Linked DNA regions of Homo sapiens: all the other regions are linked to region 1. The links are chromatin loops, found by intact Hi-C in ENCODE. Cell type or tissue: IMR-90. All regions are shown on one strand.

Region 1 (4,000 bases):
GACTATTTAAACTACTAAATATTAATAGATATTCTTCCCTGGTGAGGATAACATTAGAATCAGAACAATCGATCCTATTTCTTAATGTCCAATTTACATAGGCTACCTTCCATCCATGCAGCATTGCACAGAAAATGTCTTTGTAATTTTTGGATTAGAAAATTTAACAATATGAAAGATCTAATCCCCTCCTCCATTTCTGCAGATTATTTTATTGATTTTGGGCTATTTCCAGTGTCCCCTTTTTCAGTGACTGTGGAATCGCTAGAAGTATTCTTAAAAAAAACCTTGAAGGTCATTAGATCCTAGGCAATGAATGCCTTCATTCAACAAGGGTACTGCCCTCCTTTGCCTACAAGCCGTTTAACATCAGCAAGTTCCCCCAAAGGGCCTGCACTTTAACTTGTGTGATGTGTGACCGAACAGGTCACATATCTAAAATACTTAGCTTTCTCAAATTTCTCTGGTCGGCAGCACTGAGTCACTAATGCCACAGTCACAATGTTTCAGACTAGATTGACCTCTTTCTAGTTTTCAATGGAATTATTCCATGTAATCCGATTTACACAGCCATTTAATCAAAGCGAGAAAGGAGATTACAGAGCTCACATTTGTTTTGCAAAGCAAGGGTGCAAGGATAATCAATCCTACTGCCTCTCAAAGTGACTTGATAGTACATCCCCTGGCTTTGGAGTGTTGGACATTAACCTTATCTGTCTCCTGTGTTCTTGTTTAAATAGGAAGGTTTAGGCTCTTTTCCTGAACTAGAAGGTAGCAGCTTCTTCCCCCAGATCTCACCACCATCCATGGGAGCAGATGCTACTATAAGAAGGAATAGGTCTCTACCCTTCTTATAATTTCGCAGAAAGCTTGTCTAAATCAAGAGATTACAATAAAACTTTTCTTTTGTTGCAAGAATCTTTAACATTTGCATTTCGACAGCACGCTGTGGTGATTCCAGGTGCGGTGCTCAATGCCTTGCCTGAAAGCTAACCTGCTTGTAAGAGAGGGGAGAGGCACATCGCGTCTTTTCTCTTAGAGAGTGCTCTAGAGACTATGCAAGCCTCTTTTAGCCAGGCAATGTCCCTTTCCCCTGCCTTTTACCACACCGGTACAAGGGGCTAGAGTCTTGCAACTTTTTGCAGGCCTAGATATCTGTTTAAAATATGATGCTAAGCAGGTCATTTGATAAAGCATTTTGAGCACATTGATGCCTTCATTCTACACCAACGATGTGTACAAACACCCCGGTTTCCTTTTTCCCCACCACTTCCACCCCTTCCACACATTTCAGGAACTGCAATCTCCAACAGAACCTCTGGGGGGTGAAAGGGCAACCCTTAGCCAACCGCGGCAGATAACACATAACAATTTCTAAGGGGGAAAGTGAGAGGAGGTAACAATCAACAATGGTGAAGAGAACTGTGGATAGGGGCACCGTGGCGGCCCTTTCTAAACGAAGAACCAGGTATTTTCTTCAAGGGAAAAAAAAATCTAATTGTCCCCCCAGGCAGCGCTTTACCCACAGTGCTTTATGTATAATGCAGAATTTAGCAGCACTGGGAATTATCTCAATCACTATCATTCAGAGGTGCCTATTTTATAAAAAGCCTTTATCCCTTTTGAAATGGAAAAAGGTGCGTGCATTGTGGAGGTACTAGAGCTCTTTAGAGCCCACACAGAGCTGCAAACTAGGCAGACACCGCCGAGAGCCAAGTTTCCCGGGCAGGCGGGCAGGTTCCCGCCCCGCCGAGAGCTGCCGCTTAGGAGTTCCGCGTTGGCTTCGCTCCCGCGGCTGCACCCGCGTTCGCGCCGCTCCTGGTGCCCGGCGCCCACCTCGGGGCTACACAAATAAATCTGAGTGAGAGAGCTAGTGAGGGTGGCGCGTGGGGTGCTGTTTCATAATCTCCTGGAATCCACGGGAAAACCGTCTCCTATGCAAAGACATGCCTTCCCGTGATAACTTAACATTCCATGGCCCAAAAGCCAATCTTTCCACCAGACGGGAATTACGGTTTCCGACTGACAGCTCAAAACTTAACTGCTGAGGCTCCAAACTTGACACTGGCTCCCTCTCAGCACTCCCACTCCTTTTCTCCCTGGCTCACCCGGCTCGGCTCGGGATCACACACCACGCCGGCCTCCCCCGCATCCTCTTGTCTCACCCGGCAGGCACAGCCCTGCACGCCCCAGCTGCAAGTCCCAGGGAGCGCCGGCTTCCCCGGGGCACCGGGCGCGATTTTTCCTGGAGAGCCTGGGAGCTCCCGGGCGCGCCCTACTCACTTGTGTCTTCTTCATAAGGAAAGGCAGCGCTGCGATCCAGCACAAACAGTGGTGTGGCGACTCCGTTTAGCTGTTCTGGAGCTCCAGCATATTGCACGAACAGCGGCGGCAGATAGTCCACGCATTGGGTAGCCCGAGCGCAGCGCCCTCTCCACTGTCCCTGCTTCCCGCAGCGCTTCTAGTCTCGGCGCGAGGCGGCGAGCGAAGCCCGGCTGCTGAGCCGCCGGCGCTTTTATACAGTTCCCGCCCGCCTGCTCCGGACACGCCTCCTTCCCTTCCGGAGCCCGGGGTAGGCGAGAAGCAGGCAAGGGCGCGGAGGGAAGAATCGGGAGGGCGGCCAGAGCACGGTAAATGCCCCAGAAGTTTGGCAGATTAGGCCAACCTTGTCCGCTCGCCTGGGGGCCCCGGACCTGCACTGGCGGGAGACCGCGAAGGCGCGGGGACGCAGAGGGCGAAGCTTGGTACCCTGCAGCTACTGCTCGCGAGGAGTCCCAGCTTACCCTCCCGGATCCGCTGGGGCTCACCTGGCACCCCCGGGGACAGACGAAATACCTCGCGCGCCAGAGAGGGCTCGGAGCTCCCTCTGTTATACAAAGTCGGAGAGGGAGAGGAGTCCGGGAGGTTCGGAGCAAAGAATTCACCCTGCCTGCCTTAGAGAAATAAAGTTTAATTGCGATCTGTAGTTAGGCCATTGTCCTATCACCTCTATTTTTTAAAAAAAACAATTACTTTAGTGAATGAATATTTAATAATTACAAGAATTGTTGACTCAAGGTTAAGTATTGCAAGGGGAGACGCTTCATTTGGAATGGTTTGTTACTGTGTCTTTAGAAATTAAGATTGAAAGAGAAGCGATAGATTATTAAACTACAGGTCGCCAACACAGCAAGGCTTTGAAAGTTGTACTTTTTTGAACGGAAAGATAATGCAACCACAATAATAATAGCTAACATCATTATGTGATGCACTTATTCATGTGCCAGGTGCCAGACTAAGAACTTCGCATAGATTATCTCATTAAATTCTTTCATCAAATCTATTAGTGTAGATCTTATTATTTTATTCCCATTTTATGGACGATGAAATACAAGGTTAATTTTCTTGACCAACCATATCTAGTAAATGGCAGAGCTCTAATTTAAACCTGGAGCTCCAGCTGTACAGTCTTAAAAAATACTTCAAATATTTTATTGATTCTCCAGAATGTGTCTGTTTTTGTTTGTATAACTGGAGAACATTCCAAAGCATTTCATTAATTTTTTAAAAGAAAATATTAGCTGAACATTAACATCAGTGATCTTTAAAAGAAAGAATAATGTATGAGTTTAGGAATTAGTTATTTTAATAATAGAGTAGGAGTCCAAATTTGCTTTAATTAGTTCCGGTGCGTTTGTTAAACATGAATATGCCAAACCTGTAATCAGGGCGAAGCTTGTTTATTTCACTCCAGATGTGCTGACTTCTGTGATTTCCCCAAATGTGGGAAACTCGACTGCATAATTTAGTGGGGGACTGCGTTCTCACTTTCTCATGTTAGAAAAAATATGTATAGACAGCACATCAATCATGATTCCAAGTTGATAGTTGCTTAGAAAGATTTTTATACATTAGGTACTCTTAGTACAAATATATCGAACATCAAATATCAAAATGAGCTTAATTTGGATACTGGAGGCATAGCAAATGATTGTTTTTTTTTTCTTCAAGATTTATTTTT
Region 2 (4,000 bases), 150 kb after region 1:
ATAGAAAATAATGAATCCTTAGGTTATCTGTGGCAGCCAGAAGACATGTTCCCTGTCAAAACTGATTTTAAGCAACAATTAGAGACAAAATTTCTTTTTGAATAACCAAATCTTTAAAATTTATGTTTTACAATAGACATTCTTGTTCTTTAAATATAGTTAACAAATTACTGATTTTAAAAAATAATCTGAAAATCTCCCCAATCTGTAGCAAAATTTTGATTTAAGTATTGGATATTCAGTTTTCCCAACCTTTTTTCATTATTTCTATGTTATAGTACTTTCCTTTATAAATGTAGGTCAAATGAAAATCATGTTTCCTTTGCTTTCTCCAAAGTCATTCTTAATTTCTTTTCCTTTTTGTCTGAGCTATTTCTGCTTCCCTTGATGCTTAATGTTCCAAAGTAGTTGAGGAATGTCAAAATATATTGCCCTAGATATGTACATTGCTAACTATTATTGTGCCCTGTCATCAAAGTTCTTTTAATTCTAGGAAGAAATTATATAAATCTTCAGAATAATTTATTGATACTAGCTTCAAATATACTCAACGTGTTAATAACAATAATCAATTCATTTTGTTATGTATTTTATTTTTCTCAAAAGTATAAATTTTTGTTTTGGAGAAGTTATTCCTTTACATGTGTAATGAAGATCTGGAACCTTCTTTGTAATACTGCTTTCTAGGGTCATAATCACAGGTTTCCTTGTAACCTATGTCATTAATAATAGTATTATTAGCACCAAAAATTATTAATAATAATAACCACAACAAACTATTATTTACTATGTGCTGATTGCTGCTACATCTTTTATGTGCATTATCTCATTTAATTGTTTGGAGGTACTAACATTAAATTCTTAACAGATGAGAAATATGAAGCTTGGGAGATATTATACTTGCTCTAGGTAACAATGAAAGTAGGTGGCACTGCCAATAAAAGTGGAGGAATAGGGATATAAACACAAGTCTATCACACAACATTTCTTGAGCAAAGAACTGTGTTGGATGATGTCATTTAATTCTTTTACAAATCTTAGGAGATAAGTATAACTTTATACCAATTTTATAGATGAAGAAATAATGACAGTTAAGTATATTTGCTCACTAATGTAGTTTGGATATTTGTCCCCTCAAAATCTCATGTTGAAATGTATTCCCAATGTTAGAGGTGTAACCTAGTGAGAGGTATTTGAGTCATGGGGGCAGATCTCTCATGACTGGCTGATGACGCTCCCATGGTAAGGAGTAAGTTCTCACTCTATTAGTTCATAGGAAATCTGGTTGTTAAAAAGAGCCTGGCACTACCTCCTCTCCCTCTTGCTCCCTATCTTGTCATGTGACACACTGACTCCCCTTCCCCTTCTGCCATAAAGGACTCAGCCTGAAGCCCTCACCAGAAGCTGATGTTGGTTCGTGGTTCTTGTACAGCCCACAGAACTGTGAGCCAAATAAGCCTCTTTTCTTTATAATTACCCAGACTCACGTATTCCTTTACAGTAATGCAAAATGGACTAACACACTCCCAATTACATACCCATCAAGTAACTCACTCTGTATTTATTGAATGACTCAGTAAACAAAATACTTTTTGAATGGCTATTATGTCATTGAAAATGGTACTAGATTCTGAGTTTATAAAGATAACACATATATATTCACTGTCCTATAGGGATTTACTGCCTAAAGAGAAACAAACCATTTCAGTATGGTGCTTAATAGAGGAGATATCCACAGTGGCCTATGAGAAGCCACTGGAGAGGAGTATCCTAATTCAGATAGGGCATGAGATGGCTTGGAGAAAGAATGGTTTCTGAGAAGAAATGCTGCTTGAACTGCAACTTGAAGAATAAATAAGAATTAGCTAGGTGAAGGGAGGGAAGAGAAAAAGGATATTCTAGAAAGAGGGACAAAAAGCATGTGCAAAGTCTGGAGATGAAAGCTTGACAATTTCTAGGAGTCATCAGAGTAGCCAGCAGAATAATGAGGAGATAGTAGGGAGAGGTGAGGCAGAAGGAATAAGAAGGCATGAGGCCATGGATCTCCTAGGATGCATCTTAAGTTGTTTGGGCTTTTTTATTCTGAAGGCAATAGGAAGCTGTAAAAGTACCCGTAAAACAAAAGATCAGAAAGATTGGTAAATACGAAGATCAAATTGGAGGTGGAAGGCAGGAAGAGGAATAACTTATAAATCCATTGTAGTAAATATCACAACATAATGTCACACTAAATCATTGACTGCAGGAATAAAAGACATTTGCCAGAATCAAAGATATGAAGGTGGTAGAACTGACAATATTTGGTAAATGATAAGCTGAAGGGGCTGAGGGTAAAAGAGGACTTTAGGATGACTTCCAAGTTTCTGGAAACTTTTTATGGTTTCTTGACTTTGTGTAAAGTGCATGTTTATGTGATATAACTAAATCAGCTACATACACTGCCTACTAGCCTATGTGTCATGAAAATTTGAAGTGAATAGATTAACTGTGCGGTTATTATTATCTGAATTGTATTTACTATGGAAGTAGGGTAGCTGAGATGCCAAATAAATTGTTCTAATACCTGAACTAAGTGAATTAGCCAAGGGATGATTCCTTAATTATTCCCACTAAAATTTTTATTTAAAAAATTTGCAAATTCCTGAGTATCTTTTGTATATCTTTCACTACCAAAACTTCTTTTTACTTCAGTGACCAAGCATCATAATCTTATACTGTGAAGGTTGAAAGAAGATTTTTTTTAAATTAAGTTGATCAAAAGAATTTTTAGAAACTGCCAGTTTAGTTGATATATTATTTTTTTCCTTATTCAATCTTTTGTTTCAAAGTTCTGAGATGATGTTTACATAATCTGGGATTAAAAATATGAGTCTGTCTTTCTAAATTGTGTGTTTGTTTGCAGGATGCAGGATACAGGCTTGGAATCTCTTGAGATTTCGCTATTCTATCCTAAACACTAAGGGGCTGTTGAGGACTCATTCTTGATCTAAGAATTCTCTGGGGGTCTTAGGGTTATCCTAGCTCCATCTCAGGCATCATGATTTGTTCTAGGCTACTGTTGAAGCCAGGAGCTGTTCAGAGGGTTGGAGAAAGAAAATTTCAAGATGCAGGTATTAGTGTTCAATGCACTGGGTTTCTGAAAATTACTCATTAGCCCCTTCTGAAAGTCAAAAGCTAGTAAAACTGCAGAGGACAGAGATGTCCTGCCCTTCATGTGGAACTCAGGAGGATATAGGGGTATTCATTTGGCCTATCCTGCCACCTATTCTACTCAACTGTTGCAGTTCTAGTTTAGAACAACTAATTATTTAGTTGTTCATCCCAACTTCAGTTGTTCATCTCAAAGTAGAGCTGCAACAGTTGAGTAGCACAGGTGGCAGGCCAAATGAAAAAGAGGACTGAAAACTGATACTCAAGTCTCCTTATCTATGTGACAAAGAAGAAAGCCAATGAGTGGTGCAGGAAAAGAGCTTAAAGATGAGAGCTAGCATAGCTGCTGGAGGTCCCAGAGGTCCAGGGCTTCTGTATCAGGGGATGAGCAGAAGGTGGCTAAATCTGGGCAATGACAATGGTCATTTCCTGCCTTGCCTGAGCCAATGGAAGAGTGGAGTATCCTGAGGCATGTACACTAGCAAAGAAGCAGTCATGAACCAGGTCCCCCTCTGCCTACATCCAGAGTCTGTGTAAGCCCCTCACCCTCACCCCAGAACCCCCAGAGCTTCATCACCCTAAAGAGAAGAGATAGAAAAAGAAAAGAGGGAAAAGTCCTGAGAGAAATTCTGAAGTGATCGAGTAGTTTCCCAGGAGAAATTCAGTTTAAACCAGAAGTAACTAAATTGTCTTAAAAGAATTCAGTTTTGCACTATCAAACAGAATTGAGGCTTGAGAGCTAAGTGTGGCTATAGAATACCAGTGAGGGTGAACTGTTAGTGGGGTGGTAACTGCAGAATTACTGTCAGGATATGAGTGCTGGCTAAAAATCGATGATTCAGGGCTCATG
Region 3 (4,000 bases), 300 kb after region 1:
CAACATCAGACAGAGTAATTGATTCCTGTGCTGAGAAGTCTTGCCCTAATTTCTATTAGGAAGTGAGGAGTCAATTAAATAGTTTGAATGAGCTTCATTTATTGAGATATACAACATGAAAAGAAATCCTATCTTCCATTTAGAATATTCTAAAATGTTGATTAGAATTGGTAGATTATAATAGTTATTAATAATAATTGTTAGTTCTCTTGTACTTCATTAGAAAAAAAACTTTATGAAACAGGTATTATATGTCTATATTTCTATTTTCCAGTTGTGGAAATTGAAGCAAAAAGACACTGAGTCTTGTGGTCACACAGATAATAAGTAAGAGTCAACCCTAAATAATCTGATATTACAAGCCTCACTCCAAACTTCTCTGCAATTTGTAAACCCAAGGCCCTTGTGAGGACATATATGTTGTTATATGTAAAAGATCCTGCAAATCATAATGTATAATACCAATGAAAGCTATCATTTTGCCTAAAAAGTGTGAAAGTCAATAAACGGTTTTAAAGATATAGGCACAAATTTGCAAACTCTAAGCTACTTGCCCATTGAACCAAAAAGAAGGAGGAGGAGGAGGAGAAGGAAGAGGCAGATGGTGGGGGAAGGGGACACATAAACAAGGAAAAATATAAGAAAAAAAAAGGATGTTGACTTTTAAAATTGTTTTTAGGTATAACGGTCTTTACTTACTTTCCTTCTTTCCCCTAAGTAGTTGTTAGATATTTAGTAAAACACATTTGTGAGATTAATTGTAGGACTAATTTAGATAGTGCTACTTTGAAGACCACACTTAAGCATATACCTAGGAATGACTCCTCTTTCTCATTTTCACTTACTAGACTAGTTTTTTTCTCTATGTGTCCTGTTTTACATGCCTTACTTTTCATAATGTTCAACTATCCCCAACTATGTAAAGATCATTTAATCCATGAGTCTGGATTAAATAGCTGTTGGAATTAATAAATGTGTAAATAAGAAAGGAAGCAAATACTGATGGAGCCACTTCTAAAACTTCATGGTCCAATAAAACCATATTATTCTAGAGGGAAAAGACATTTGAATATTTATTGTAACTCTGAGTGTACAAGATAATGTGGTGCAAAGTATTTTAGTATTTGAAATAAACAGAATTGGCATCTTTGATTCCACCACCAACCACCTATCTGATCCCAGGTAATTTATTAAACAGTCAACCTCATCATCTTCATGAGAAAAACAGAGTTAATAAAAACATACCTTTCAGAATTTTGGGGATACATTTAGAAAGATATAAAATATGTCCAACAAAATGGCTTTTCACATTGCAGGAAATCAATAATTTTTAGTCTTTTTTTCCTTCTCGTTATCCGCTTTCCCATCTCTCCCCTTTGTTTCATGTCTAGATCAACTATGTCAGTGAGAACAAAAAATACTTACGCACTTCTGGGTTTAAATAATGTGAGACTTCTTCATGTGAGACTTAAAAAAAATGGATTAACTGTAAGTCTTCATTTCATTGGATGCCCTAAAAGAGCTAAATTGGCTTTTTCTGGTTTTCTGTGGGTCTGTATTTTCATAAAAATTATTAAGATTCATTTGTAAGATACAAATTTAACATTTGTACATTACAAAAATTACGGAATTTTAGAATTAGAAGGGATCAGGAGAAAAGAGATGAACAATTCAAACGATCAACAACTTGTGAGTGCTTACTATATACTAAGATAGGAGGTTTCTGTCCTTTTGAAGTTTATGTTTCAGTGGGGCAGGTAAACAATAAGTAAGAGTCAACCCTAAATAATCTGATATTACAAGCCTCATTCCAAACTTCCCTGCAATTTGTAAACCCAAGGCCCTTGTGGGGACATATATGTTGTTATATGTAAAAGATCCTGTAAATCATAATGCATAATACCAATGAAAGCTATCATTTTGCCTAAAAACTGTGAAAGTCAATAAAGGGTTTTAAAGATATAGGCACAAATTTGCAAACTCTAAGCTACTTGCCCATTGAACCAAAAAGAAGGAGGAGGAGGAGGAGAAGGAAGAGGCTGAGTTCTATTCAGCTCTTGTGTCCAAGAAAGGACTGGTATTGATTGAGTGGTGAAGGAAAACCTATCCAAGAAAGTTACATTTAAGCAGATACTTAACCACATGAAGAAGTCAGTTGTATGAAGGATGGAAGAATTATGGACAGGAAATTGTAAGAGATTCAGAGGGAAGAATCTTGGCCTGCTTGAGGAACCACAAGCAGATTACTCAAAAATAGAAATGGAGAAAGTGATAAGACATGAAGTCAGCAAGGTAAGCCGGGACACATTGTGTAGGGTCTTGAAGACATGAAGATAGTGTTTGGATGTGTGTCTGCACTCAAATCCTATATTGAATGTTATCCCCATTGATGGAGGTGGGACTTGGTGGAAGGTGATTGGCTCATGGGGGTGAATTTCTTATGAGTAGTTTTGCACCATCCCCCTTGGTACTGTCTTCACAACAGTGAGTGAATTCTAATGAGATCTGGTCATTTACAAGTGTGTAGCACCTTCCCCCTCTCAGTCTTGCTCCTGGTTTCATCATGTGATGTGCCTGCTTCCTTTGTGCCTTCTGCCATGGTTGGAAGTTTCCTGAGTCCTCCCCAGAAGCAGATACTGCTATGCTTTACATACAGCCTGCAGAACCGTGAGCCAATTAAACCTCTTTTTAAAATAAATTACCTAATCTCAGGTATTTATTTATAGCAATGCAAGAACAACCTAACACACATGGTAAGTAGTTTGAGTTTTACCTTATGTGAAATGGGAAGCTGTTGGAAGACTTTGAGCATGAGAGTGACAGATATAATTTATAAATTTAAAAGATAACTCTGGATGCCATATGGAAAATAGATGGTCAGTGGGCAAGAACGGAAGCAAGAAGGCCAGGTAGAAGGTATTGCTGTATTAAAAAATGAACAAAATGGTTATTTGGATTAAGGTGGAAATAAGTAGTCACATTTAGGTAGAGTCAATGGAACTTGGTTATGGATTGAATTGGGGAGTGAGACACCTCAAGAAACCAACTGTGACTCCTAAAATTTTGGCTTCAGCAAATGGTTGGAAGTTGCTGCCATTTAGTGTGATGGGAAAGATTTGAGGAAAAGAAAGTTTGGGGTCAGAAGAATTCAGCTTGAACTTGGTAAGTTAGAGATGATTATAAGACATTCAAAAAACATGTTGTCAAATAGTCAATCAGATACACAGCTCTTGAGTTTGGGAGAATAGTCAGAGATGGAGATGTAATTTGGTTGGCTGGCATTATGCAGATGGTTTTTAATGCCATGGGCCTGAGTGAATTCTTCTAAGGAAGGACTGTAGTTACAGAAGGGGTGAAGGCCAGAAACTGAGAACCAAGGAACTTTAACATTTATCTGTTGGAAAAGGAGGAATTAGCCAGAGAATTTGAGAAGTATCAAACTACTGAGGTAGAAGGAAACCCAGGCAAGACTAAAAGACAATCAGCAATAATTCAGAGATAATTCATGAAAAGTACTGAATACAATTTCAAGAGAATGCCAAGAAAATGACAGTTCATCAGTCTTAAAGGTCAATATTATGATAGAACCAATGCTGAATTTTTAATGATTCTGCCAGATTGAGACAGTATGTTCCTGATTAGTATTATTTTATTCCAAAAGCCTAGAAGAAAGCCTGAAATTCTGAAAAGAACTGGTAGAGAGAAAGAAGGAAAAATATGAAGGGAGAGGTCAGATGGTGGTCCTTTGAAGACCTTGCCTCAAGTATTTCCCTTGTCAGGGCCACTAATTTTCAAAAGGAAATTGAAGCAAGGAAAAAGGTCATGTAGGTTCCTTTTCCTTGCAGTTGCATATTGAAAGCCCCCCATGCCACTGCCAGTAGCTTCTTCTTGCCACTTCCCAAGTTATTCGTCTCCACTCTGGCTCTAGTTCCAAACCAAAATGGGAAGCAGAAACTCTACACAGTAATTTAGGTCATAATCTAACTGCCTAAGTTAGTTG
Region 4 (4,000 bases), 250 kb before region 1:
GGCACAAGTCAAGGTCTAAAAGTGTAATTGACACAATCTGCATTTTCAATCATAGCCATCTCTTGAAGGATGTCTAAAACTTGAGAAGATCATTCATGAATTCAAAATTGGGAGAAGGTAGCATGGAAAATTGGTGCCACTATTTCTGTCTTGGATCACTTCAACCATAAAAAGACTTTTTTTCCCCTCTCTTTAAGGGTTTTGGTATTAGGAGTGCTTACTTTTGTCAACCTCTTTGGTCAGTAGGATGGAAAATATATACTAAACTTTTAATAAAAATAATATAAAATTAACAATGTCAAACAATAAAGATGTTTATGCATCAAAATCATCCTTTCCTCCTTTCACCTTTAAGATATTCTCCAGAGATAAGCACTATAAACCATATCTTTTATATCATTCTAGAAATGTTTTATGTATATACAAGCATTTTCATAGACATGTATGTTTAAACATAACTGTGATTGTAGTTTACATGGGAATTTAGGCTTTGTTTTCTCTGTTTAATATATTTTGGTTGTCTTTTTATATTGACTCTTACAGAATCTACCTTATTCTTTTAAAAATTGCTAATATTTTATTGCAAGGTTCCTGCAATTAATATGCCAAATCTCTATTATAGGCATTTAGATGGATTTCAACTTATCAATTATACTGCAATACATGTGCTTATATGTAATCTTTAAGAATTTGTATATACAGCCATGTAGTGTGAGAAATTTAAAAAAAATAAAAACAAAGAATTTGTATGTATATATTTGAGGAAAAATTTTATGAAAACAGAAATGTCAGGGCATGTACACTTAAAAATTTGAAAGCTATTATCGAATAACTCTGAAGGGGAAATATTAATACATTTCCATGTCCCCTAATTCCTACAGCTAATTCAGTATACACAGAACTATTAAACAGCAAAATCACAACATTGATTTGGATAACTTTTACTCTCAAAGATATATTCAATTTTTAATTAAATTAAATAACCATGGAGCAAAGTGTTTTAGGGATGAAGAAGAGAGAGTCTGTTTTAAAGATCTTGGCCTTAATGGTTTCTTTTCATCAACAGTCAGAAAGACCTGTGGACAACATTCTAAGGAAACATTAAGAAGTTGTTTTATTACAGGTATTTTCTAGGAAGCTACTCAAAAGAAAGTGAACCTTGTATTTGCAGGAATCTGTGTTGTAGCCAATAGAAAGGCATGGCTAAATCAAGAGAACCACCACTGGTGACATTAGTTCTTACACTTTTAATTTTTTGGACCCTTATGTTTAACTTAGAGACATAGAAACAGCTGTAATTTGTATATCACCTCTAGTAATAGTCCAGAATGCATTGTCACAGAGGCAACTAATGTGAGAAGTAAAAGAGGAATAATGAATGGCTAATAAGTTTCACCAATTATCTTTATCAGGAGGGATTGACAGTTAACATCAGAATCACATTATTACGTGATTCTAAGTTACCAGTATTTTGAAATTTATTTATGCCTAAGTTTTAGCTGTCTATTAGATGACATATCTTATTTATACGTAATTGCATGACCACCCTACATATAATAGACCATGAACACATATCAGTGTCTCTCTTATTTTTCTAAAATTAATTATGTTAATTATGGGTTGTACTTTTAAGTCAGAAAACTTTCTGCATCTTTTTTAAGCCTATAGAGAAAGGTCCCCTTTTTCCTATTGTGTAGGGGAAATACTCAAATAAGAAGATCCAGTGAGTACTGACTATCAGCATCCAAGCTGCTGCAAGAAGCTTGATTTTCTTATTTAAAAAATGCCTGAACAAGATGAATAGTAGCAAGACCTGTCCTGTTTTGTCCATCTCCTAACATTGTAAAAGAACAAGCATGTTTCTGCAAAATCTGTTTGCCTGTAATGTGTGTGTGTGTGTGTGTGTGTGTGTGTGTGTGTGTGATGATAATAATGAGATTGTGGATGGAGAGAGTGATATAAGTTCCCTTGCTTTGCATCTTACTACCCAAAGTTTCTTTGCTTTTCCAATCCTGAGCACTTGTGGTGGGAAGACATGACTCTGACTGACTCAGCCAGCTGGGTTGAGTCTGTGTCTATTGATACTTGTCCTATGTTTATTTCCCTGTAGCTGAACCATATCCTTGTTCTCTCCTGTCTCATTTTCAGGCAGAATTCCTGGAATGACTCAGCTCTGCAGCTCACTTAATTCCCATAAGTTATCTCTATTTGGCCCATAACTAGCCTGTATTTTCTTGAGTTTCTTTGGTGACTGTTTCTCATTGTTGCTTCCTATCCACCATTAGGGCTACAGTTTTAATCCATGTTTTGCCCATGTACTCCTGTTAATTCTACTCCAGCTTCCCTGAAAAATAGGACTTGAGCCCAATTCCTTGCAGGCTTCACGGCCAGCAGAGCACAGTGGTGTATCACCCTGCTGGAAGCTATAGTTGATGACTTTATGGCTTGTGTAATAAGGAGGTAGAATCCTTAGCATTTCTAGAGGGTAGGCATAGGCCCATAAACTTACATTCCTTCAAATTCCTTCCACTTAGAAACCTCTGTCTTCTCAAAATGATTAATAATAGATTCCAGCTATCAAAACAACTATTTTCAAACAGTAGATTATTACACAACAAGCAGGAAGTTGTGACTCAAATGTTTTAATTTTATAAACAGTTTATGATGTATTATGAGAGAGCAGAGATATTTTCAAAAGTATTTTATTGTAACTATTTGCTTTACCGAACTTTCGGCAAAAGGCAGAATAACAAAAATCTTAAAATGCTGGCATCAGTGTAACCCATTTGTTGTTTGTGTCTGGTTAAGAATTTGTTTAAAGACAGCATACAAAATATAAACGTGTCAGTTGTTTTCACCCTGATACTAAACGTTTATCATGGTGTGCTGGAGCCAGGGACTCAGCAGCCACTGAGATTTGAGCTAGGCTGCAAATTTAGCTGGACACTGACCAACAGTATAACATTGAACAGCTCACTTGACTTCTCTGAGGCTCATTTTATCTCATCTGTAATAATGATAGTTAGATATCCTCTCTTTTAAAGACTTAAATAGGGAATGATACATGAAGGCACTTAGCACAATGCTGATCAGACGAATTGTCTAAAATGCATTCATTACTTTTCCAACCTTTTTTCAAAAATAAAAAAACTATTAATTCAACTGGAAAACTATACAAAAGTGAGCCTATCAGATGCTGTGAAATTTCTGATGTATTTTTCTTCTTTGTTATTTCTGCAATATGATTCTTGACAGTAACATGTGATAAGAACACCAGAATGACATCAAAGAAATTTAGGAACTTCAAGACCACCAAGTATCAAAGATGCTTTTAAATAACATAATTTGAATAAATTGAATGCATTTGAATAAGGTGTCTAACCAGAGATTGAACTAATCCTTAATACATTTAACAAGAAATTAAAAAAAGAATCAATCAAAAAATGATCTCATCTGGAATTTTTAGTTACATGGCATTTGTCTGATAGTCTCCAATGTCTTTTCCCTTACTTTCCACTAAAACATTTACGAAGGTAATGGGAGAAAATGTTACAAAGCAATATTAAACACTAAGGTCCATAGACTACCTAGAGTCAGATTTGGGGAGGAATCTTTGTCAAATATATGAAAGTTGAAGTGATTAGAAAAAAAAATTTACTTCAGTAAATACAACGGGGGTACAGGCATTGGCTAACTACCCCCATTCCAAAAGGGATAAATTGGCCAAAACCAAGGGGCTACAGGCCCTGTGCAAGTTTGAAACCCAGCAAGGCAGTCATTAAATCTTAAAGTCCCAAAATAATCTCCTTTGACTCCATGTGTCACATCCAGGCAACACTGATGCGAGGGGTGGGCTCTACCCATTATCCAGTTCCAAAGCTGCTTCCACATTTTCAGGTATCTTTACAGCAATGCCCCACTTTCTGGTACCAGTTTTCTGTATTAGTCCATTCTCTCATTGCTATAAAGAACAACCAGAGACTGGGTAGTTTATAAAGAA
Region 5 (4,000 bases), 60 kb after region 1:
TTGCAGGATGACAAAATCACCTAAAGATTCGTTTTTCAGAATGTGTCTCTGTCATTAAATGATGCATGACTGTAATTGTACAGGTTATAGTATTTAGATTTTATTAAATAGCCAATTGGATATATATTAAATATGAATCACAATAAGTAAATTATCTAAAAACAGTTATGTATTTTTCATTGTAGGATAAGAAATACACATTTGTATTCATTCTGACCTTTAATGTACTAAAAATTAGAAAAATTCGTTGTATATATTATACCATAGATAATTAATGATTCAATGAATTGAAGTCCCTAAGATAAATAATTTAAATTTTCTCTTTAAGTAGGCTTCTAGCAAGCTAAGTATATTGCTATAAAATAGTTTTACTTATAGACTACCCATATTAAATCGTGGCCAGCTCACTATTCAGTGAGCTTGTCTTTTGTCTTCTTTCCAATGCTATAACTATATGTCACATGTATAAATATGTATTACAAAAGTGGTCAGGATTGAACATACGTCATTTGTCTTAATTCAGTCAAACAAATTAGACCTAAATCTTCAAAAAAATCCAGAACTCATATCATTGAATTTCGCTATTTAAATGATTATTTGCCTGGCTTTACTAGTACAATAGCTCCAGCTTTCTTTTGCTCATTCACTTCAGCTCTACAAAGTGCTTGCATCCTTGCATTGTGAGTCCAGGGGTGGAGCTCCCTGTTCCTTCTGGTTTCGGGAACCTTGTATTTCCTCCCCTGCTTGTCTCTTCCTCCCTCTTTTTCTGAAGTTCAAATTACTTGGGCACTGAACAATTTCCCTTATTCTACTTTCAGGAATTATCTCCTGGTTCTGGTTTGTTTACCTGATATGTGACCTCTTACTTCTCTTGACCTCTGTTATTTGAGGGAGGAAACCACTCTTTTAAAAAAAAATTATGAAAAAAGAGCATGAGAGGAGATGTGCTCCTCTTGGAATTTTCTTAGTTGTGTCTTAAGTTTAAGATTGAAATGAAAATATACAATCTTCATTGGAAACTAAGGCATCCTTTAAAGAAATAAATCTTCTGGAAGAAAAAAACCTCCCAGCTATGATGAAATGCTAACTCATAAGTACATTCCATTACAATAAATTATCTAGCCTTTAAAGAGCTTTTACAATTTCAACAACGAGAATCATTTCTAGGAGGAGAAGAAATTTTTTTCTTTCCACAGCATGATTACAAATCATTCTTCCTGCCTTCTGTTTTTCACAATCATAGTGCAGTGAAGAATCCCTTTACTTCCTCTGCTGTAAAAGGAAGGAACTGAAGTCATTAATGGTTCTGATGAAATTAGGAAATTCATACTCTCACATCCCCAAAGAGACCGTATTAGTAGTTTTAGCAGCTTAAAAGACTCTCTCAACTTCCCTCTGAGTTCATTAAGAAAACACACGAGAAATTCCCATATGGAAAGTATGGATTTTTCTCCCCCTAATCACATAAAGTAGTTTCTTGTATTTTCTTTCCTTTCTACTGGAGTGAACTGGATCAAACCACAGGCTACTGCCTATTTCAGTGCATTCTGGTTTATCTATACCACCAATTAGTTGCCACATGCACGTGTACCAAGATAGTCAGCTCTTACGCTTCTAGAAATGTGTTGACCCCTTCTCCTAAGTATGTTTACAGAGCTTTTTGCTAAAGTTTCCAGGCACTTTGTCAAAGATTTACTGTCCATAATGAAGATGGAAGAGACTACAAGCACGGAGAGCAAAGCACACAGCTGCTGGGAGAGACATTGCCAAGATAGGAGTAGCTTTGAAAGATAAATGAAGAGATTATGTTACAAGCATGGCTAAGGACTTCTGGAGGGCTGGCAGAGGCTGCACTTTCATATTACAGGTCTCAGAGTTTTATCCCTTTCTAATGAATTGTTTATGGTCCCTGTACAAAACCAAAAAAAATTTTTCCCCAAAAGAATAATATTTCATCAAAAGTCTTTGTGGCTTTGAGGTAAACATACATTTTAGGACCTAAGAGAGTCAGGGACAATGATTTTCACAAATATTGTATATATTAGAAATGAATGCTTAGATGAATTCAGCATAGTCACACCGTTGTCTTTTCTGCAAATATTTTCTTTAAAAAAATGATGACCTTTAGGGCAGTAGCTTGCTCTGTGGAATATGATTTTAAATAAAATCTAATTTTTGTTTTCATGTTATAGCTACATTTCTTTTCTTTGAAATAATTTCTTTCCCCAATTTGTGTGGTCCTAGGCTATAATTTGTTGAATTTTTAGGTTTCTTTATGCTATATTTTTTCATTTGTCTTTGAGCATCACTCATAACAATTAAATTTCAGAAGATGGTACAGAGATTTGTAATAAATAGAATTTATACAAATGCATGCTAATCTGTACAATTTACATAAATATCTAAATTCTAAGCTTTAGATTTTGTTGTGGTCTATAGAATTTTTTTGTTGTAGGCATGCCTTCCAAATTATAACTTTTATTAGACTAACATTAAATTCCATTTCCTTCCTGAAGAATACACATTGGAAAATAGACAGAGAAGGCAGCCTAGGGTAATACTACACATAATAGATGCTAAATATATCCCGTAGGAGTAAATGTATATATTCTATATAAGTGAAGCAATGTTGCTGAATAAAGCCCTTAAGAAAATCATTGTAAAAACTTTTAAATCAAATATCAGTAATAGAGAACATACCATAGTTAATATAGATATTTGAAAATATATCATGTTTTTCAATTTTTCATAATCATGGTATATCATTTTTTCTGTTTCAATAAATGAAATACATATGTTACTTTAACTTATTTTAAAAACATGTTATGAGGCTTTAATGAATATTGAATTTACCTAGATAATATTTTAGAGAATAAAGTCACATTTTTCAATAGTGCGCATGGTATTAGTCTCTACCAAAGTAACTTTTTAGGCTTATGTTCTAAATTAGTTTGTATTCACCCTTAAATGCTTTTTGATATTGGTCTGAACCCCATAGGACAAAAGGCTACTTTTATTCACTGGTTTAATCCCTTCCTTACGTTTTTCCCCTGTCAAAATGCATTTGCCAGAAATCTTTCCTTCTAGCTATATATTTGTAACAATTACCCTTAGCTGTATCAAGAATGGTGCCATTTTAACATCTTTACTCCATGTAACACAGGCTATCTTTACAGCCTGTAGAAAGACTTGATTGATACACTCAAGGTATTGTAGAGGCTAATTTGAGAATTTTTACCAGATGCTAGGCAGGAAAAGATCATAAAAGTCCAATAGATGCTAGGCAGGAAAATATCATAAATGTCCACTTCTACTACTCTTCACCTGATGCTCCATAAATTACATACCCATTCCTCTTCACTGAATCTTTAAGTTGTGTTGAACGATTAGCTCTAATAAGCATTTTTTTCTATAACTAATTTTTAGGAGTAAAATTATTAGGCACAAATATTTGTGTTTTTTCCTGATAGTCTATTTTTGTATGTTTTTAAAAATAGTTGTAAAGTAATTGTGGTTTTTGCCATTGAAAGTGATGGCATTCATTGAATGCCATTGAAAGTAATGGCAAAAACCGCAATGACCTTTGCACCAACCTAATACAATACCAAATGGGCATCATCTGTATGTGAAAGTAAAGTAGCAGTTTTCACAGAGGGAGTTATAGGAAAGAATTGAATGTGTCTAAAGATATGCACCTACTGGCATTTAGCCCAGAAGACCATGTTTGCAAAACAAAATCAAAAACAAACCCACAAAGAAAAAACACTTAAAACAGTTTAGAAACCTGCCTTGTGCTTGGTTAACAATTGTACCATGTATTTATTTATATCCCACCTTATTCTAGAAAGTATTTCAAGATGACTAAATGTATTTATAATAACAACTCAGAACAGACTTTACAAAACTGGGCAGAATATGCATCAAATTTCTTTCCAAGCCAAAGATAGTGGAGATAGCAAAAGCCACTTTAAAAATCCTTTAATTCCAACTTCTATATGGA
Region 6 (4,000 bases), 410 kb after region 1:
TAGTATATTATTATATACACTATATTATAGTATATTATTGTATACACTATATATTATAGTATATTATTATATACACTATATATTATAGTATATTATTATATACACTATATATTATAGTATATTATTATATACACTATATGTTATAGTATATTATTATATATACTATATATGATAGTATTTATAGAATTACATATAGTGTAAATGTAGTTTTATATGCTATATACATAACACCATATATGTACTATATATAAAAATATATATTGGCCTGTGTGGTGGCTCACGCCTGTAATCCCAACACTTTGGAAGGCCGAGGCGGGTGGATCACAAGGTCAGGAGTTTGAGACCAGCCTGACCAATATGGTGAAACCCCGTCTCTACTAAAAATACAAAAATTAGCTGGGCATGGTGGTACACGCCTGTAGTCCCAGCTACTCAGGAGGCTGAGGCAGGAGAATCACTTGAACCCGGGAGGCGGAGGTTGCAGTGAGCCGAGATCATGCCACTGCACTGCAGCCTGGGTGACAGAGTGAGACTCCGTCTCTCTATCTCTCTATCTATCTATCTAATGCTATATATACTACACATATTACTGTAACTACAGTAATGTAACCATTACTATAAGGTAATGTGACACAAAAAAGGCTACCTGCCAATTTGACTCTATTTTAACTTCAATGGTCTGAGAATTAAAGTGATAATAATGAATCTCCACATACTTTCAATGTTTCAACTATAAATTTTAGAGAACACACATTCCCATCCAATAACATTCTTTTAATCCAAGCGTACATGTGGTACATTTAAGTTGTGCTTTTATGTGAATTTGAATTGCTTTTGGTTTCAAACTGCTTCAGAAAAACACAAGTCATTTTTGCTGCTAGGAGTTGAGGAATCCTTTATATCTGAAAACACGCATTGGGATAAAGCCCCTTATTTAATGTGTCTGTCATTCATTTGTTCCAGAAGTCAATTTGGGGTGTTAACATTTGCAACGCCATAAGTGCAAGAGTGAGCCCTTACCCCTACAGGCAGCTAAACATACAAGTATACGTCTAGCCCTTTCTTTTTGTAGTTTCCTCCTGCCCTTATGCCCAGAAAGGTGGACACTTGCATCCTCAAGTAAATGCAGCATTTTTCAAACTCTTCTCTTTGAAAACTATAGACTCCCATATGATAACTGCCTACCTAGGATCCATGGCCATTCAGGTGGATCCAAATGAAAGCTCCCTCATCTAAGGAAAATAGTTAATGTCTTCATATATTGCAACTCCATCAATAGCTTATCCAAAAATATCACCTTTATAATACAGAGCTCTGCTCTGGCTCTCTATACAAAGAACGCCCAGAATAAATATGATGATAACAGGAAAACAAAGACCAAACATTTTGAAGGCATAATGTCTTCTATTTTTCACATATGACCAACTAAACTAAGAGCACCTCAAACATCCTCATTTTCTGCTTAAGAAGAGTAACAAGAAGTACCCTCATTTTCTACACAAGAAGGACGACTAGTGGTCAAAAGACGTACTTTTCTCTTGATTTTCATGCCTTGAATCCATAGAATCATATTTTTGCAATTAAAATTGTAGATAACTTACTTTACATTTATTACTGTGGAGAACAAGGCCATGAAAAGAAGAAGTAAATTAATTACTCAAGGTTGCCTATTTAGTGATAGATGTAAGTCTCTTTCTAACATATAGCCCCTCTTAGGTCTAATTGTCTTTGGTTGTGAATATGCGGTGGGAAATAATTAGCTCAGATTCCTTTGGTGTTGTCCAGAAGAATTTGGTTCTTTGCGCAAACACAAACTGCAAACACTATGCTCGAAAACTGGGAATCTTATGATTCAGTCTTCCTAGAGAATTTAAGTAGGGGTTTGTCTTAGTTTCTGACTGTTTTGGTTTTTGGGGGTTTTTGTTTTTGTTTTTTTGAGATGAAGTTTTGCTTTTTTGCCCAGGCTGGAGTGCAGTGGTGCAATCTCAGCTCACTGCAACCTCTGCCTCCCGGGTTCAAGGGATTCTCCTGCCTCGGCTTCAGCCTCCCGAGTAGCTGGGATTACAGGCATCCGCCACCATGCCCAGCTAATTTTTTGTATTTTTAGTAGAGACGGGGTTTTACCATGTTGGTCAGGCTGGTCTCAAACTCCTGACCTCAGATGATCTGCCCACCTCGGCCTCCCAAAATTCTGGGGTTACAGGTGTGAGCCACCATGCCCGGCCAGTTTCTGACTGGTTTTGAAGCCTCCTGAAAAGAAGTAGGTGTTACAAATTTATTTTGGTTGATAAGTGTGCATTGAAACTTCTCCTACTGAGTTATTGCTGAGCAAGTAGATGGAAACTTGGAATGCTGTACCAAGAGTAAGCTCACCATCCTTCTATCCACATACCTAAACATCTCAAAAACCCAGTTGCCAAAGCCCTGCATTCCTTAGCCCATGACTAAATGTTAACACTCTTGCCTGATTATATGTGTCTAGAAATAAATATGCACCAACAAGTGCATAATTTTAACTAAATTTAATTGTGCTTTAGAAACTTGAAATAGCTAGTAGATAATGAGTGTGTCTGGAAGTGATTGTTTTAAATTCAGCGCTTAAGCAAAGATTTCTGAGAATCATCTAAGCATTTGCTTTTCATCACTCCATCAGTGTTTCTTAATTTTAACACAAAATGGGCTTGTGGGCAGAAGACTCCTACACAAGAGGGAAAAAAAACTCTTCCTAAACATGGCTAGTGTAACAACAACACCAGGACATTAAAGGAAGGAGAACTAAGAAATATTCTCTTGAAAGTGAACTGACTGAGCTGAATTTGTAGCCAAGCAATGTGCAGGAATGAAGTAATTCTGGTATTTCTGACCTCCTACTCAAAGATGTTCCAAATTTCACATTTTCTGGTGTACACAATGTCTCAATACTGCTCACAGTAACCATATCCTCTGATAAGACCAACACATGAAGAAGTTTTGGGGGATGAATTATTTATGATGAACTTCGAAGATTGCAGAATTTCACAAGTTTTAAGCAGACAAGAGGCAAAGAACCTCCTCAGGAAAAACAATCATATGTGAGTAAAATTCAATGGTTCAGACTACCTCTTCTATGAAAGTATTTTCTTGTACTCTCAATGGAAAGTGGTCTTTTTCTTATTTGAATAATCAATCTCAATCTCTACAAATTATCTTGAGTACATAAAGGGTGAATTCTGTGTCCCACATGAAGTTGTACAGGTGGTAAGTGGTAGTAGTATGTACTTACTGTCTTATTCAACACTGGTGAAGCACTTATGGTGTGCCATGAGCCATGCATGGTGCTGAAGTCACTAAGAAAGTAAAAGTCTAATAACAGAGCCAGATTTCTTAAATTCCAATACAATGGTGTGTGTATGTCGATAATGTATTATCCAAACATTTATTGATAAGAAAATAAGATGTCCCAGTTTGCCCACCTTACACCTGTTGTGCCAACAGAATGATTAATAGCATCCTGGTTTAGACAGCAAATTATATACTTACCCTATTTATTAAACAACTCATGCATGTCAAGCACCAGAAATAAAAGAAAATTTCTGCATTTAAGGAGTTAAATATCTAGTAGAGGAAATAGACAAATAAACAATTTTAATGCATGTGATAAATGTTATATATTATAGATATATGTAGAAGGCCGTCAAAGTTTATTTGTAGCATATCTGTTCCAGACCAGGCGTCAGAAATACTTTTCAGTGTCCAAAAGGCATGTGGCAGGTTGTCTTAAATGAAAAAAAGGAGTTAGTTAAGTGAAGAAAGAACGTTCCAAACAGAAGGAGATGTAGTTGCCAAGGCAAAGGAACAAGAGAGATTGTAGCAATTTTCAAGAACTGAAAGCATTTGATCTGTCTGGAGCATTGCCTGCAAGCAGGGAGGTATAGAAGATGGAGCTGGAGGGATAATAGCTGGATCATGAGGGACTTCATTTGCCAATTTAAGGTCTGAACTGAATTCTGAGGCTTGAGGA

What was found. Hi-C counts contacts between places; a loop is a spot of excess contacts. Peaks named below come from ENCODE experiments on the same cell type or tissue, not always from the same donor. Only the 100,000 strongest peaks of a DNase experiment are listed, where the experiment ranks them.
Region 2: a loop joins it to region 1, with 2.3 times the contacts of the local background. A loop is called at or near these places in 2 of 110 quality-filtered maps.
Region 3: it touches region 1 in a loop (2.8-fold over the local background); 3 of 110 quality-filtered maps call a loop at or near these places.
Region 4: it touches region 1 in a loop (4-fold over the local background); 5 of 110 quality-filtered maps call a loop at or near these places.
Region 5: a loop joins it to region 1, with 2.0 times the contacts of the local background. A loop is called at or near these places in 6 of 110 quality-filtered maps.
Region 6: it touches region 1 in a loop (6-fold over the local background); 42 of 110 quality-filtered maps call a loop at or near these places.

What each region holds. Positions count from the first base shown.
Region 1 is chr12:88,577,981-88,581,980 of GRCh38, forward strand. It overlaps KITLG (KIT ligand), which reads right to left and starts at 2,491. Exons shown (of 10, transcript NM_000899.5): 1 at 2,284-2,491. The coding sequence starts at 2,298. LOC105369885 (a long non-coding RNA gene) reads left to right here and starts at 2,556. Exons shown (of 4, transcript NR_188177.1): 1 at 2,556-2,630. It also overlaps the pseudogene RNU1-117P. In IMR-90, CTCF peaks have their summits at 1,307 and 2,466; a DNase peak (open chromatin) is centred at 2,461; H3K4me3 peaks cover 2,742 bases; H3K27ac peaks cover 1,736 bases.
Region 2 is chr12:88,726,001-88,730,000 of GRCh38, forward strand. No RefSeq gene overlaps it. Among named protein-coding and RNA genes, the nearest start is that of KITLG, 150 kb to the left of the region's middle. In IMR-90, no CTCF peak of the experiment used is centred here; DNase peaks (open chromatin) are centred at 1,231 and 1,531; H3K4me3 peaks cover 216 bases; H3K27ac peaks cover 350 bases.
Region 3 is chr12:88,880,306-88,884,305 of GRCh38, forward strand. No RefSeq gene overlaps it. Among named protein-coding and RNA genes, the nearest start is that of LINC02458, 140 kb to the right of the region's middle. In IMR-90, no CTCF peak of the experiment used is centred here; no DNase peak of the experiment used is centred here.
Region 4 is chr12:88,323,137-88,327,136 of GRCh38, forward strand. No RefSeq gene overlaps it. Among named protein-coding and RNA genes, the nearest start is that of TMTC3, 180 kb to the left of the region's middle. In IMR-90, a CTCF peak has its summit at 2,416; DNase peaks (open chromatin) are centred at 2,115, 2,505 and 2,915; H3K4me3 peaks cover 204 bases; H3K27ac peaks cover 2,079 bases.
Region 5 is chr12:88,637,894-88,641,893 of GRCh38, forward strand. No RefSeq gene overlaps it. Among named protein-coding and RNA genes, the nearest start is that of KITLG, 59 kb to the left of the region's middle. In IMR-90, no CTCF peak of the experiment used is centred here; a DNase peak (open chromatin) is centred at 1,748; H3K4me3 peaks cover 251 bases; H3K27ac peaks cover 787 bases.
Region 6 is chr12:88,992,337-88,996,336 of GRCh38, forward strand. No RefSeq gene overlaps it. Among named protein-coding and RNA genes, the nearest start is that of LINC02458, 25 kb to the right of the region's middle. In IMR-90, a CTCF peak has its summit at 1,514; a DNase peak (open chromatin) is centred at 1,495.